Linked DNA regions of Homo sapiens: regions 1 and 2 are each linked to region 3. A link is a loop called in an ENCODE intact Hi-C map of the cell type or tissue named here. Cell type or tissue: PC-3. All regions are shown on one strand. Links, peaks and the distances in the headings refer to the core of each region. The heading gives the core; the rest is flanking DNA.

The links. Peaks named below come from ENCODE experiments on the same cell type or tissue, not always from the same donor. Only the 100,000 strongest peaks of a DNase experiment are listed, where the experiment ranks them.
Region 1: a loop joins it to region 3, with 11 times the contacts of the local background. A loop is called at or near these places in 13 of 110 quality-filtered maps.
Region 2: a loop joins it to region 3, with 13 times the contacts of the local background. A loop is called at or near these places in 78 of 110 quality-filtered maps.

Annotation. Positions count from the first base shown.
Region 1 is chr2:175,307,222-175,312,842 of GRCh38, forward strand. No RefSeq gene overlaps it. Among named protein-coding and RNA genes, the nearest start is that of ATP5MC3, 130 kb to the left of the region's middle. In PC-3, for the core only: CTCF peaks have their summits at 2,770 (motif pointing right) and 2,973; no DNase peak of the experiment used is centred there; H3K27me3 peaks cover 2,266 bases.
Region 2 is chr2:175,364,013-175,369,633 of GRCh38, forward strand. No RefSeq gene overlaps it. Among named protein-coding and RNA genes, the nearest start is that of ATP5MC3, 190 kb to the left of the region's middle. In PC-3, for the core only: a CTCF peak has its summit at 2,934; no DNase peak of the experiment used is centred there; H3K27me3 peaks cover 959 bases.
Region 3 is chr2:176,095,276-176,100,896 of GRCh38, forward strand. It overlaps HOXD12 (homeobox D12), which reads left to right and starts at 4,520. Exons shown (of 2, transcript NM_021193.4): 1 at 4,520-5,100; 2 at 5,247-5,621. The coding sequence starts at 4,527. The coding sequence ends at 5,485. It overlaps HOXD13 (homeobox D13), which reads left to right. Exons shown (of 2, transcript NM_000523.4): 2 at 1-669. RefSeq lists enhancers at 1,667-2,250, 2,251-2,833, 4,375-5,107. In PC-3, for the core only: a CTCF peak has its summit at 2,498 (motif pointing left); a DNase peak (open chromatin) is centred at 2,486; H3K4me3 peaks cover 2,080 bases.

The sequences.
Region 1 (5,621 bases), core at 725-4,724, 790 kb before region 3:
GCCTTGTTTCTAGTTAAAATGGGCAATTTTAATGGCTTTTGGAAACTCTTAACTGCTAATTTAAAATCTAGAAAATTTAACAGTGAATGCTTTTTGTCTGTATGGAAATAAAACAAAAAACTTTTTTAAACTTAAGAATAATTAATTACAACCAGTTGGAGATTATTCACTAGTTATTGAAATACTTTTTTCTTGGGTATACTCTAATATTTTTTCAAACATCTGCTAGCTTTTCTCTTACCTTTGGAATTGAACTCATTCATGATTCACTGATTAAAAGAACATGTGACCCCTTCACAATGGCTTTCAATGATTATTGGGCAGACAGTTAATGTTTTTAATTTAGATATGTTGCCTGAGCTCTGTTGAACAGCCCTAGACTCTTTGAGTTTCATCTTGATGATAATATTAGCTAATGTTGGCTGGACAATCACCTGTACCAGGCACTAGACAAAGTGCCTTACAAGGAAGATCTCACTGAATCTCTAATGGGAATGGACTATTAACTACCTCTTCTTTACAGATGTGGAAACTGAGGCTTCAAGAGGTTAAGTAACATGCCCAAGGTTATAGAGTTGGTGAAGTGGAGAAGCCAGAATCCCAGAGTGTGGACTCTTCATCAGTATAAGAAGCTATGCTGGCCAGGCGCGGTGGGTCACGTTTGTAATCCCAGCACTTTGGGAGACCAAGGCGGGTGGATTACCTGAGGTCAGGAGTTGAAGACCAGCCTGGTCAACATGGTGAAACCCCATTTCTACTAAAACTACAAAAAATTAGCTGGGTGTGGTGGCAGATGCCTGTAATCCCCACTGCTTGGGAGGCTGAGGCAGGAGAATCACTTGAACCCAGGAGGCAGAGGTTGCAGTAAGCCTAGATTGCGCCACTGCACTCCAGCCTGGACAACAAGGTGAGACTCCATCTCAAAAAAAAAAGCTATGCTGCCATCTGTAAGACTGTTCCACCTCATATTTGATGACCAGACATTTTTAAAGTATCTTATAAATCCCGTTTTGTAGACAATGAAATTGAGCTGGGAAATGGGTGATGTGTACGTGCTTGGAAAGATAATCCATGGAGAGACAGTACAATCCAGCATCCCATGGGTCTCATCTCTGCACTTAGCACTAATTCGCTTTTCAGGAGAACATAAACCACCTTAGTGTCCTGCATGGCACTGTGATGAAATAACGGGAATGTGATTTTTGAGCCGCTCAATAATGGAGGAGATGGAAATCTTCCCACCTCATCTTGCTTATTGCTGATTGTACACACAACACTTGCCCATCAAGATCATTTTTGAAAGATGATTACTTCAGTGTGCCCAGGCCTGCAGGACATAAGTACGTGGGCAGTGATGGTAAGAGCTATAATTATTCTTAATGGGAAAATATGCAGGTAATGACTTGGATGATCATGTGTCTGTAATGTATAAGTTCCAAAGCCCAATGAAGTAATTAAGCAATCTGCAAACATGCAGGGGGAAAAAGCCTGAAGTGAAAAAGAACCAGAAAAGAAGAGCTCTTTCATCTATCTATCTATCTATCTATCTATCTATCTATCTATCTATCATCTATCTATCTATCATCTATCTATTTATCCATCTACCGACCTACCTGTCAGTCTTGCTTGCCTGCTTGTACAGGCAAATATTTCTAAATCTCAGAGTACTGAGTATTCATTGGAGGCCAGTTATTCCAAGTTATCATTTCAAAGGGTAGTATTTATTCTTTATGAAATGTGAATTTGCATGTAGTTATATCTTTATTGAATGCATTCACATATATAAAACTCCATCTATTGCTCAAGAGCAACAGCAGGAAGCAGTGGAAATAGCCCTGGCACAGATTGGAGTTTCCCAGTGTGAATTCAACTCCTTGGTTGACCTTAGGTTAATCTCCAATTTCTTCTTTAGGGTGATTGATGCCTGCCTCATAGACAGGGTTGTTGGAGGATTCAGAATAACAGAAAGTGCTTTATCATGATAGAGCAGTGACGTGCACACTTATTAAGTATAGCCACTATTACAAGTCTGCTAAAAGGCAGGTTTCTTATTCCTGTTTCATATATAAAAAATCCAAGGCATACAACCTGTCCAAAGCCATACAACTGGTTGGAGGTAGAGATTTCATATTTTCTGGTTGCCATTGAGTACAGGCCGTTGGTTCTAAAAACAAAAACGAAAAAGACAAAGAAAAGAAAGATGATTTGGTGGTTGATCTTGGCAATATAATGATAAGCCTGAAGTTATTTTGAGCATCAATAATAGAAGATTTATCAAAAAAAGAAATAGGCTCTTTCAAATGGATGGATGTAGAGAAACTATAACATATAAACCAATCAAATCCAGTGGGTACTTTTGGGGAATGCTAACCAATATATTAGTTTTCTGAAGGATTTATGGAGTAAAAGGTAGGGAGGAAATGGCTAGATTAGGGCTGTCTGGGGAGCAATTAGCAGCACTTACCGACTATTAAAGCACTTTGTCCTCAGAAAACAACAGAGAAATTCAGAGAAAGGTTTCTTTTTCCATTTGAATTTGGGTCTCTGAGGCTGAAAGAAAAAAATGTTTTGCTGCAAAGTTTGTAAGACATTGTCATATGATTAATTTATGCCGCAGCTTTTAAGTTTCTATATAGTAGTACCTTGGGCTACGCTGTTGTCACTGTCACTAACAAAGCAGGTTCAGGTCAAATTGAGATTGTTAAGGGGAGACCTGGAAAGGCCAACAAAAAATGTTGAAGGATGTTATTGGTGGCCCAGTAGGTGGCAGCCTCCCCTCTGAGTTAATGCCTTGCTGTTCCCTAGCAAGATGCTTGGGGGTGGAGGGGCTAGGCGGAAGAACTCTGGCTTTATTTATTTAAAAAAACAAACACACACAAAAAAACCTTCCCTTTTCTGAGGTACACTGGGGAAAATGGCAAGTAAGGAAGATATGGCATTAAAATTTTTACCCCATCTCTTTTCCATATTGGATAATTATTTATTGGCTTCTACATACATTTAGATCAAGTGCTTCTTATCTAAGGGCATGTTGTTTTGTGTTACACCATGCCGAGCTGATGCTGCATCTCCCTCCACTGTTGGATATTTTTATTATTTTGTCATCATTTTGTAAAAGGTACTGGCTTTCTTGGATAAAAAGACAAAGAGATGCACTACATGCACAGGCACAAACTCCTTTTTTTTTTTTTTTTGGGAAAAATCATTTTATGAATGCATATTTCCATCTGGGTGAAAAAAAAATGCAAACCCCTCTCTCTTCCTACGAGCACCTGTGAACACTGACCTGTAGTTTGTGGCTGCAGCCATTCCTCATGGAGCCTGATGTTCTTACATTTCGTTCTGAGGCTCACATTCTCAGTCACCCTGTGGGAGAACACCTGCCCCATCCTGGGCCGTTACAGAGTGGGCCAATCCATCTGCTGCATCTGAGGAGCTGGTTCCAGCTTCTATGGTGAATCCATATATTTCTGTATTTCCTGGATAAGGAAGAGGAAAGGAGCTGAGCTGGTTGGGGAAGAAGAGCTAATATTAACTGACTCCTTATTTTGTACCGGGCACTGCATTAGTTACATATTTTATGTCATGTAATTCTTACTAAACAGTAAGGGGGTTGGGAGTGATAGGGACAATATTGATATTATCTCCATTTTAGGGTGAGAAAATGAGGCTCAGAAAGGTTAAATAACTTGCTCAATGTCACTCGGTTGGTAAGAGCCAGGATATGAAACAGAAGCTTTACATTAGGGGGGTTCAAATTTATTTTCAGTTTCACTGCTCCATTCTAAATATGTATTGGCATTTACCCTTGAGCTATGTAGGACAAGTGTTTTGTCACCAAAACACCTATTGTGAACTCTTTCTGCCCTAGTATGATTCATGCATTTCATCTTCTTCAAACTAAAAACCTTTAAGAGCCAGGAATCTGCCATCCTGATTCTCAACTTAAACCTCAGCCACTTTTACCCTAGAATTCAGACTTGTGTAGACATCTCTAGAAGACTTGATGGACTAATCTTTAAGAGTTCATTTGCATGAGGGAGGAAGAGGAGCCCAAATTTGGACCAGAGACATGCCTAGAAGTCAGAGCAGGAGGGTCAGCAGGAAGTCTGTTTCTTAGAGTTCCTCCAGCCCAGTCTGAGTGGTAGAAATCAGGGACTGAAAATAATCTGAAAGTTGTTTGAAATCTTGGTAAGACATGGGGAACATAATATATTGGGGGCTTGTGTTATAAATGAGGCTAGAACAGTATGGAGGAGAAATGTTTCCTAATTTCACTGCTGTTCAAATATAGCTGGTCAGTGATACCAGTTTTGACTTTGACTCTGCGTGTTGTTAGCAGATGAGAATGGATGGTCTTATCTTGGTGAATGGGCTGCAATCAGAGAACTGTTGTCTCATAATTTTTATTGTGGCTGGGTGCGGTGGCTCATGCCTGTAATCCCAGCACTTTGGGAGGCCGAGGCAGGTGGATCACCTGAGCTCAGGAGTTCGAGACCAGCCTGGCCAACATGGTGAAACCCTGTCTCTAATAAAAATACAAAAATTAGCCGGACGTGGTGACACGCGCCTGTAATTCCAGCTACTCGGGAGGTTGAGGCAGGAGAATCGCTTAAACCCAGAAGTCTGAGGTTGCAGTGAGCCGAGATTGTGCCATTGCACTCCAGCCTGGGAGACAAGAGAGAGACTCTGTCTCAAACAAACAACCCAAAACAACAACAAAAAAACCATAATTGTTATTGTGGAGGTGCATCAGGAAAACCCCAATTATCCAAAGATAGCCAGATGTTTTGTGTCGGGTTTGGCATTTTAAGGCAGAGGGCCCTGTCTGGTATAGTCTCAACTGATACCATGAGGGCAGCCCTTACTTGAGCCACTCAAAAGGCAACTCTGGTTCTCACCCACTTAATGGGTCCCTTGAGGTGAGATTCATGAAGTGGTAATGAGCAGACAAGAAATCTTGCTTAATTAGGTCTTTGGTTGATATTAACATGATATTAACATGATCTGTATTCCCTCTTATTCCCCCTCCCTGGCATCTAACTCATTTCCGAAGAGCAGAGTAATTAGTAGAAGAAAAGGGGACAGACTGCACCCAGGCTTGGTGATAAGAATATGAGTAATGCTTTTCCAAAAATAACTTACAGAGAAAGGAGAACATGATTGTTGCTGCCTTCAAGTATTTGAAGGCCTATTTCGTGGAAGAGGGATTAGACTTGTTTTATATGCCTCAAGAGGTAGAACTTGGGCCACTAAAAGTTCTAGGGAGAAAGATTTCAGTTTAATGTAAGGGAGAATTTACAGACTATCAAAGCTCTGCAGAGATCGAAAGTGCTCCTTTGAGAGAGAGTGAATATCCTGCACTGGACATGTCCAAGCAGAGATCAAAAGCTACCTGGTGAGATTATCCTAGAAAATGAGGGTAGGAAGAGGTAGAATAGGTGACTTTTAATGGTCTTTCTAACCCTGAGATCCAGAGATTCTATGATCATAAATTACTGGATTTTATTGATTCAAGTAAAAAAAAATTTTTTTTAATAAAAAACTTTTTCCTGTAGTTAAAAGAAGTGGTCCAATAGCTGAGACAAAACAAGAAAGCTTAGGCTTCCTTAACTCTGAAT
Region 2 (5,621 bases), core at 725-4,724, 730 kb before region 3:
TCTAGTGTTTATGCTGAGGTGGTTAGCTAGTGGGCAAATTGCTATTATTCAGAAACGTGTGGCAGAGGAAAATGTATTGCATTATGTTTTCTATCAATATTATCTTAATGCTGACCAATAACAGGCCTCCGTTCAAGCTGACCCTTCTTCCTGACTTTTCTCTTATGCGTAATTAGATTGAATGGAATTTAGTGGAGACGTTTTCTTGGGAGGAGAAAGAGGCTTTTTTTGCCCTATTGCAGCTGCGTCTCCCCAATCTACCCCCCACCTCTACTCAGCAATGCCTCCCCCTCGTTCCCCCGACAACTCCTGAGATAACATTAGTTTAGCATTCTACTTTCAGACTAAAAAGATTTGGTGTTTCAGCTGTTCCAATATATGTTGACTACTGACTAATGGATATTTATTCCACTTTATTGCTTTCTATAGGCAAAATTCAAACAAAAGGAATTGGATTTTGCTAATAGCACTGAGCGGCATTGGCATTTTTTGACAGTAGTAAGGATAATCATAATCCCACACATGGAGATGAGGCTTGTAGCCTTTCAAAGCACTTTTATATATATCATCTCCCTTGATTTTCATGTATAACACAGTCAGGGGAGGAATTATAATGCCCACTCGATAGATGAGGAGAAACAAAATAAAGAAAGAGGTTATAAAATCCACTTATGGCAGAGCTTGGATCATTTTGTTCTTTGAACTTTCTGACTTTTGCCCTTTGTTCTTTCCTCTGAACAAAGTGGTTTTATTCCTTATAATACTATTTCCTTTTATCATTAAAGTTTGCAGAAATACTGCCTGTACAGGGCACTCATCCTGCACCTCTCTGAGCTGGATAAAACAGTTGTCAAGAGCCAAGAGAGTGTGGTAGAAATGTTATTAAGTCTGTTATTTGTAGGATCATTATCTCGCTCCAAGTGTGCATTCCAGAAGTGTACTTTGTTGGGCATTGCTGGATGGCCCAGGAAGTTATCACAGAATGTAGCCTCGAGCACTCTGTATTTAAAAATCATCATTCAGTTATTAACTCTAGCAGTAAAGACAGTGCATATGTTCCAAGAAAACTACCTTTAAAAAAAACCCTCCAGGGAAGGTGGTGACAGAGGCAACGATGCTGGGATTAGAATTTAGGGGTTTCCCTTCTCTGATGTCTACATCACTAGGCCCTGTAGCTTTCTGACCTTTTTAAAATTCCATCCTCTCACCCCCACCCCAGTCACACACTCAGAACTCTACACCAAAAATGCACTGCTTCTGTGCTGGTTCTATTAGGCCACATTCACTTGGGACCTTTAGAGAGAAGGAGATGAATGTGTTTCCTAAAGGGAGAGCTCAGATCTCACAGGACCACAGTCCACATTCTTTTCCCAATCATCTCCCCTCTCAGTCTTCAGCCTGAGGGATTAAGTCTGAGCTTTGCAGTTAGAAGCAGTTGCATGTAGCAGAATAAAAATATTTTCTCCATTTCAAATAAGATTAGGAAGTCAACACAAATAAATTACACATGCATGTAGGATAGGCTGGTATGGGCAGCAAAGAAATAAATGATCATCAAATAATCATAGTGTGTGAACAGGACTTTGTATTTTATGTTGAGCTCACTGGTATCAGATTTTTATGCTCTACACTCAGGACCTCTCCTATGCTTGGAGCTTCAGCTAAAGTCAAGGCAAAGATTGCATTTTGAGGAGGAGATTGTGTGTGTGTGTGTGTGTGTGTGTGTGTTTGTGTGTGTATCGGGGAGAAAGTAGGAGGAAGGCAGAAGAAATAGCAATTTAGTTTGAAAGAAATGGAGAAGAAAACAAGTATAAAAATATTACCAAAACCAGTAACAAAGGTGATCAAGAACTGACTGTGTCTGTAATTATTTTCTAGGTTTTTTTCCATTAGCATTATTTTTGTCTAATGTTATTAAATTATTTTTATATTATATGAATATGCCAATTAAGGGATATGGACATTTCAAGACTAGGCACAAAGGCATTTTTCATCTGGTAAGTGATGAGTTTTGCTTCTTTAGAACGTGTGGCCAGGGTAGAAATTCTTAGTGTTTTTAAAGCAACTATTTGAAATAGCTCATTCACGCGGCCATTAGTCTTTTCAAAATTTATTTTTAAGGTAGCTGTGGAAAATAAAGAGGAAAAACACTGGGCAACATTCAAAATAACATTCTCAGACAATCCTACCACCTGAAATGAATGATTTATGGTACATTTGGCATTCTCTACTACCTTTTACATTATACTTACAATATAAACTGTAGCTCTTTCATCTTTTAAGCTGTCAGACTAATTTCAATATGCACATTGAAAAATGTGCTGAGGTGTTTAAGAGGTAGTCAATTCTTTATTATAAATTAATTTTTCCTTTATAATTTGAAATCAGAATTTTAAACATTCAGAGGTTCTAAACCAGTAACTCTTAGTTTAAGCAAGGTACCTTTTAAGAGCCCTGAAAAACCTAGTTATGTGTTAAACTCTATCTTAGAAATCTTGAAAAGCATAGGATATTGTTTTTAAAAGTGGACATGTGGAGTATATGTTTTACTATCTAACGCTCAGAGTTTTGAACTGTGTGAATGCTTTGCCATATTTTGATCAATATGTATTTATATAACAGCAATGCTGCATGTATCCCTATTGTGTGTTGTCTACTGAAAATGAATGGCCCTAAAATTACAGGAGGTCACATACTTTTTTTTTTTGTCATTTGTGCTGCCTTCTTATTTGGTGATGTCATATACAAACACAAAGTACAGTAAATACACACACACATTTGCTTTCATAAACTGATTAATCAATGTGCAAAAATTGCTAAAGGCATCGCTTTCTGCTCTACTGGAACCCCAAGGAGCCCAGCAGACGCGGATCCAGTTCTGTTCGCTAGGATGTCGGGCTTCGAATTCACTGTCTGAGTCTCACCAATAGGGGTCTCCAGTGTACCACAGAACTATTTACACCACTCCATTATGATTATTTACAGTATGCTGTACATGAAGACAGAAGCAAAGGGGCAGAACAGATTTATATGGGCTGGGGCTGATACTGGATTTATTCAAGGAGTGAAAGGGTGACGTCACAAGTTACAAGTGATGAGGAGAAGCAAAGACACATCTAGGTTTGGTGTGAGAACACCCTTGACCTAATGGTGTGGACATGATCTGCCTGATCTGACTGTGCCCCAAAGAGAAAAAAGAATATCCAGGCAGCTACAGTGGTATTTCCTGATATTTAAATATGTGTCTTTGTTTGGATGAAACAGCTAGAGGAATGAATGATTTTTTTCTGTCCTCATTGGAATCTTTTGGGAATGGGCTGAAACTCTAAATATCAACCATGAAGCTGCTTCATGGTAGTTTTTATGAAGTTATTTATTTTTTGTGAGACTGTAGGTATTGAAACTGTCTCCCCCTGCCATCTCAGATAAAGAAGGTAAGAGCAATTACCCTCCAAAAAGAGAAATTACAATTGATCATAATTGAATATAAAGTTTAGGTCACATTTAGAAATACCAATACTGATTCACAATATATAAAGCATGTCATAACATTCTTTGTTTTTATGCATCATGGAATTCCTTTATGCCATCCATTCTAGAAAAAAATTACATTTTAAAAGCCTTGACTAACAGGACATTTCTGGAGTTTTAGGTAGATCTATTTGTGTAGAATAGGCAACAGATATTCAAAATGCCTTTCTCATCATTCATTTATTTATTCAACAAACATTTATTTAGGCCATGCTTCGTGAAGTCACTCAGTGCCTAAAGGAAAATAGCTCTCTTCAGAGAGTGCAGTCTAGTAAATGATAAATAAAAAAGAAATTCTAATAGAAAACAGATTGGGCTAAGAGTTAGCACTGAGGCAAAAACAAGGTACTGTGAAAGGAAGCCAATTAAACAACTAATTCTAAGAGAGGAGGTTGAATGTGGTCAGAAAAATGAGTTGGCTTTTGAGATGCGTTGTGAAGTTTAGGATTGTGATGAGCTATGCTGGAGAGAAGAGCATTCCATGTGTGAAGAGTTGGAGGCTGTTCATGGAATGAGAAGTTATGTACAGAAACTGTGGAAGCTTTGTAAGATGTGTTGGCTTGTTCTGCCTGAGAAAGGAGGATAGGGGAAGCTACAGAGGATGGAGACTGCGTTGGTGAAGGTGAGATAAATTTAGAGGTCAGGGTTGTGAGAGGATAGAAAGAAACCCAGGCAAATATAGAATATGTATTAATTTTTAGAAATCAAAGTCAGGAAGCTTAGGAGGATTGTCAAGATGACCCCACTGGGAGAGAGCCCATGGCTGTGTAAAGGCTTATTCAGTAAACTCCACATGACCAGCACCATTATGGTTGATTTTATTTTTCCGCATTTAGGTGTAGTTAATTTGCTCTTCTCAGGTTTAGAAACAGGACACTGATGGTAATCCATCTATGTCACCCTAACTAGCAGGATGACTTGGAGTTAGTCCCTTCTGTCTTCCCCAGATTAGTTTCTTATCCATAAGATGAGAGATTGTATTAAGCTTATAGCTGAGGTCTCCACCAGCTCTTAAGGATCTTGTGGATCAAAGTGAGGCTGAAGTCACATTTAGGCATATCCCATGGGACAAAGGAGTTCAGAAGAGGTGCATATTTTAAAAGGAAATACCACGATGGACACAAGAAATTCTATTTCATGGTTTATGTGAGACAGATAAAAGCTACCGAGCAACAAATTTGACTAAATGAATACCAAAAGGGCTGAAGGTCAGAAAACAATACTTGCAAGACATGAAAACAAGACTAAAGTATCAGAGATGAATACTGTGGAAGATTCTAAACTCCCAGGGAATAGTTGAGTAAATACAACGAAACTGCACGTGAGCAAAACTCTGATTTCATATACAACTTCCTATCAGCGAGGCTTTTGATTCAGTCAAAATTAAGTTGCTAACACAGGGAAACAAATGAGGGTAGAGTGATTAATTCTGACTTAAGGAATCACAGAAGGTTTCCAGGAAGGGATAACAGTTGATTCCTACCACTAATAATGAATTGTGATTTTATAGGTGGAGAGTGGAGGGAAGTGCACTTTGAGTTAAAGGGCCAGCATGATCCAAAGATAATCAGAACCATGGAGACCCCTTGGTACTGGCAAGTTACATTGAGAAGCAGAGGAAAGCTGCTTGGGTGGATAGATAACAAAGGAGAAGATTTTCCTAACTCAGTATTGGCTAGGCAAATAGATGCCAGCTATCCATCTGTAACATCTATGATATTCTTGGGCACTTAGATGATGAAAGACACCAGGACAGTGGGAGGAAATGACAAGCAGAATTTGAAATCTAATAACCTTTCAAGTTGTAAAAATGGCTAGTAAGAATTGGAACAATCTTTAATAGGGATATAATGTGTGTGAAGTGCATGGGAAAAGAAATCTCAAATGAAATTTAGAAAATGATTCACTATGCACATGAAACAGGAAATTATCTGACGTTATAAAGTTGAACACGAATCAATAATAAAATTATAACACTGTTCCAAGGGCCATATTCTGTGGCCCCAGAACCTACGGGTGAGAGAGGTTTGAAAGAAGACTCTTCAGCTACACCAGTCCCCAAATTCTTTAGCTTCAGATACAATATAGAC
Region 3 (5,621 bases), core at 916-4,915:
CTGAAGGTACTGTGATGGCTTTAAAAATGGCCACCTTATTAAATAGGGATTGTATCAATATTGAAATGAAGACAATCTTTCCAACTTTGGGTGTTTCACTTGCTGTTTTAATTGTTTGTTTTTAACACTTTGTAGGTTTGTGTTTTCATAATCTTTAATTTGAAACTCATGTGTCCTCATGGATCGTGGATGCCTTCATTTCTTGAGCTCTCAATGCAGACATTTAAATGGCTGCAATCAGTAGAGTGACCCGCGGATGGCATAAATGCACCTCCTTTTCTTGGCCTTGGATCTATGGGTCTGGGATTGTGGTCATCTCCTCAATCCTCAAAAAGAGGCTGAATCAATGTGGCCGTGGGTGGGAACTTACATACAGAACCCAATGAAGAACTTGACTGTCTAAACAAGGGGGCCTCGCATGGAGCTGTAAAGCATCTAACAAATATGAAAAATGTGAAGTTCCAAGGTCCAAGAAGAAAAATAATGATGTTTCTGAAAGTGATGATAAATAATTACTTTTAAAGTGCTGCATATTTATACAATTGAGAGATTATTTTTGTAAATGCAATGTCTGTGAGCTGGGATACATGGGCAGTGCTTCAGACATTTAAAAATCACTTTTTACTCCTAGGGAGATGCCAATAAACAGAACTCTTTTGTTTCTTCTGAGTCCTTATACATTTGTTTTATTTTTTCAAGTTTGTGTTTCTTCTTGAAACGATTCTTATTTATTACAAAATCTTGGTATCTTGAACACAATTATGTTCTCTATAGATGAAGGAAACTCAACACTAATTCTGGTTTCTGGAACCTTCATGCTCTCCACTTTTGCCCCCCTCCCTCCCTTTTGCCCATGACTTTAACATAAGTAGTGATGTTTTAAAATGAGGATATCATTTACAGTGTTTAAAATGATATTTTATACCAGGCCAGCTCAAAAGACAATAAAATTTTACTTTTCTTTCACTATTGTCAATTTATTTATATAGTTCTATTTATTTTTTAATCCATATGTATTTGTATGCCTGTGCATAGAAAAACTTACTCACTTGAAAATTTTCAACCTGGAAAGACCATTATAAACATCTGGACTAGGAAGGTCTTGAAATTAGAAAGACATACCCATATTTGGCAATCGAAAAAGAAACATTTCAAGCTTATCCCATATCGCCTTCTCCGGGCAGTCTGCACAGAGCAGTTGACAACTGAAAACATAAAACCTAAACTTTCAGACGCAATTTTTAGGCACTAGAATTTTCTGTTTGAGGCCTTTTTGCCACTCAGGGAAATGGCCGATGAGGAACTGGATGACTCCTCATGGTTAGCTCCCCACACAATCAACTCAGTGGTTGCTAAAGTTTTAGTGTGTAAGTTAGTTACATAGTGATATTTAAAACCTCACTTAGTGTGAAAACTCTCCTGGTGGGAGGGCTCCCTCATGACTTTGAGAGAGAAAACGCAGAGACCTAAGACTTGGAGCTACTTTCGTTTTCCCTGTCCCAGCTTGATTTCTTTCATATCTTACTGGCGACCGTGGACAGCTAACTTCGATTTTGAGGGGGAGGGACAGAGACAGAGAAACAGAGAGAGATATGATCGCGATTCAATCTTTGCAGAAGAAATAACCCGTGCACAAGGGGCCACACCATCCCCCACCTTACACTTCGGGAAGGGTCGTTACCGTTTTTGTGGTTTTTCTCAAAAGATGTGTTTTCATCAGAAACGGGCACATTTTTCCTTTCTCCTAATCGCCAACTTCCCCTCCATTTTTTGTGAGTCCCACACTCCGGAGCTTCACTCCATTTCCCCTGTCTATTTCTCGGGTTTCCCATCGTGGGTAGGGGAGATTGCCTCGAGGCTTTCCTTTCATCTCTAGTTTGCATGTCACTTCCCCCCCTCCCCCCGCCTTGGAGAAATGGTAGGTTTGCTGAAGATTAAAACTGTGCTCAAACGCTCTCTGGAGGAATTTGGATTGAGGGCTAAATCAATAACAGAAGAAGGCTTTGTTATTCATATGCATTCCCTTTATATTCCAAATTGCAGAGGGAGGAGAGGAACTGGTAAGTGGCCCAGGCACTGGGAGGGAGGCCCTCGGGGAACCCGGAAGGCTAAGGGGGCTTGGAGAGAGGCCTTTCCTTCGGTTGGAGACAGGCGGCAGGAGAGCTCCTCAGAAACCCGGCAGGTTTTTAGCGCCGCGGGTGGGGGAACGAGGTCCCCGTGTCGCGTGATTCAAGAGGCGAAGGAAGCATTGGAGCCGGGACTCACGGTCAGACAAAGGGGCGACTGCAGTGCTTCCCCGCCTCTGGCAGCCCCCTGGGTCCCTCTGGCTCCGCTGTCAGGGGCGGCCTTGCCGCCAAGATCTCCGGCTTTCGGAGGCGCTAGGCTGCGTCTGAAAGCGGGCTGGCGACCCCAGGGAGGCCGCACCGCCCTTCACTGTTGATCTTGACCGTGCGGCTGCGCCCCGATAGGCATGGAGCGCGCTCGCCATCTCCTGGGCATTGGGCGGCATTGGCAGAGCTCTCTATTCGCTCCTCAGCCAAATCCTGTTCCATTCTCTTAATCACCAGCCAAGCCACTCTCCCGCCACTACTTTCCACCCCGATCCTCCCTCGATCAGGTTCCCCAGCTCGCATAAGACTTTGCCTGCCAGACCTCGAAAGTCATAAACCCGGGGGATGAAGTGGGAAGACTGTCCAAGGAGCAATGGAGGGAACCTAGTTGTTCTTGTTTTTCCTGTTTTTCACTGAGTTCTTTTATGCCTTTAGTCCTGAGGCGCAAACAGCTGTTGTAGGGCTGCCTAAAGGTCCGAAAGAGACACCCCTCGGCTTGGAAATAACGAGGAATCGTCGTGCACTGAAACGTGAGGAGAGACTGCAGGGACCCCTGGAGCTGGAGCTTTCGGGAGTAACGAAGCTGCAGCTCCTCGAAAATAGGATGGGTTCCCCAAAATAAGAGCTCTTAGGGATCTGAGGCTTGTATTCCCTTGAGTATCTAGGAACTGGGATTGCAGTTTGTGCTTGCCCCCACCTCCCAAGAGAGGACGAGAGCGAGTGAGTCTCTATGCCTGGGCTCCTAAGGAAACTCTCTGGCAGAGCCAGAGGAGCCCCAGACATCCCCACCCCCCCGTCCTCACTCCCTCTCTCCCCCCCACCAGAGCAGGAGGAAGAGGCCGATTGCGTTCCCCAGAGCCACCCAATTGGTCGCCATAACTCACACAATAAAGTGGCAGCGCGGCGGTCAGTCTTGCCCTCCGGCGGCGCCTGTGTGGTCTCAGTGCAGGAGCCCGCGATCTAACCAATTCCAGCTTGGCTCGGAGACCGAGGGTCCTGCTGCAGGCTGAGACTGGCGCCGGTCACCGGGTCTCCCAGGGTCTTGGGATCAGAGGCAGGAGGGGAGGACCCCTAGTCCTCTGGCCGGACTAGGCAAGAGGGCCAGCGACGGGGTCTGAGCACACCGCTCCCGGCTAAGAACTGCTGCCTTTCCCACTTCCCTGTTTGTCAGACCCGTGAACTCCCTATCCCCGGCACCCCTGGGGGCGCTGAGGCAAGGAACTCTGCTAGCCAGCTGCCTCCGAACGCCCGCTGTTCCCCGGCCAGGTGGTTCTGGCTCTTCTGCCTTTCCACACCCAGTCGGGGGAGTTCGTCCTGCTTTGCCCTCCACTTGGTGGATGGGGACACCTCGGAGTTCTGGTTTGCAGTGTGTAGTCCTGGAGAGGACTCCTGAAGATAAAAGGAATGTAGCCTTTGGCCACGATTGGTGGATCGAGCTGATGGGTTCCCTGGCGGACATTCTCCATGGACCTGTATGGCAATTTCCCTATGATCAGAGTTCTTAGCCATGGGGACACAAACCAGAAATAGTGTGGCCTCCTTCCTGGATCCCAAAATTGGGTAGTTTGTGATGCCCTTTTTGTGTCTGCGGCCTGGGACTGAGGGCTCAAGTAGCGAATGGGTCTTTGCTGCCAGATCCTCAGGCAGAGGTCTCTGGAGAAACCCTCTCTGTGGGAGTGATTGGGGTAAAAGTGACATTGCTCAGGCCAAGGGACAGAGCTCCTGGTGCCGCCGGACCGCGCCCTCTCCGGATAAGTCGAGAGGCGCCGGTTAATGGAAAATGCCTCCGCTGCAACTTAAAGCCGGTAGAAGCAAGCCGGGCCCAGAAAGCCTGCGGAAAACGAATCGCAAAGCCAATCACGACCAAGAAGAGTCCCAGGGGACACTTGGGCAGAGTCACCCTCTTGCCCGATGTCCCCAGCTGCTGAAGCCGGGCCTGGAAACCCGCAGACAGTTAGTCTTCGCTCAACCTGATTTGGCTCTGCTGGCAGCCTCGTCCTTCGCCATCGAACATTGCGGGTGTTATCATAATACTCTGAAGGGGGGGAAAACGGGTCGGGGGGATGTAGGCGGTGCTGAAATGACCGGCTTTGAAGAACCTGCAGGCAAAGTTTCGTCCAATCGTCTGAGCCTGTCCTCTTATTCCCGGTTGTAACTAAATACTGTTGCGAGCGCAGCCGAAGCCCTTTGTTGGAGATGTGTGAGCGCAGTCTCTACAGAGCGGGCTATGTGGGCTCGCTTCTGAATCTGCAGTCGCCAGACTCTTTCTACTTCTCCAACCTGAGGCCGAATGGCGGCCAGTTGGCCGCGCTTCCCCCTATCTCCTACCCGCGCGGCGCGCTGCCCTGGGCCGCCACGCCCGCCTCCTGCGCCCCCGCGCAGCCTGCGGGCGCCACTGCCTTCGGCGGCTTCTCGCAGCCCTACCTGGCTGGCTCCGGGCCTCTCGGCCTGCAGCCCCCAACAGCCAAAGACGGACCCGAAGAGCAGGCTAAGTTCTATGCGCCCGAAGCGGCCGCTGGGCCAGAGGAGCGCGGTCGTACCCGGCCGTCCTTCGCCCCCGAGTCTAGCCTGGCTCCTGCAGTGGCTGCTCTCAAAGCGGCCAAGTATGACTACGCTGGTGTGGGTCGTGCCACGCCGGGCTCCACGACCCTGCTCCAGGGGGCTCCCTGCGCCCCTGGCTTCAAGGACGACACCAAGGGCCCGCTCAACTTGAACATGACAGTGCAGGCGGCGGGCGTTGCCTCTTGCCTGCGACCTTCACTGCCCGACGGTAAACGGTGCCCATGCTCCCCGGGCCGGTTTGGGCCGGGATGGGAGGTGGGGTTCAAGGGAGAGTGTAAGGGGAGGTGAACCGCCTGGGGGCGGGCAATAGACAGAGTACGGGCTGGGTTGACGTGGGTTGGGGCTGTGTTGCAGGCCTGCCGTGGGGGGCGGCCCCGGGGAGGGCCCGCAAGAAGCGGAAACCCTACACGAAGCAGCAGATTGCGGAGTTGGAGAACGAATTCCTCGTCAACGAATTCATCAACAGGCAGAAACGCAAGGAATTGTCCAATAGGCTGAACCTCAGCGACCAGCAAGTCAAAATCTGGTTCCAGAACAGGCGTATGAAGAAGAAGCGCGTGGTGCTTCGGGAGCAGGCGCTGGCGCTCTACTAGCCGCGCGCGTGGCCAGGGCCGGGTTGGATCTGCCCTTTTGGACAGAGGCCTTGTTTGGGGAGGGGGATCTGGGGCTAAGGCTAAGGCTTTTCCTTCGGTTCCTTCTCTGCTGGCCCCAGAAGCCACCAAGAGATTT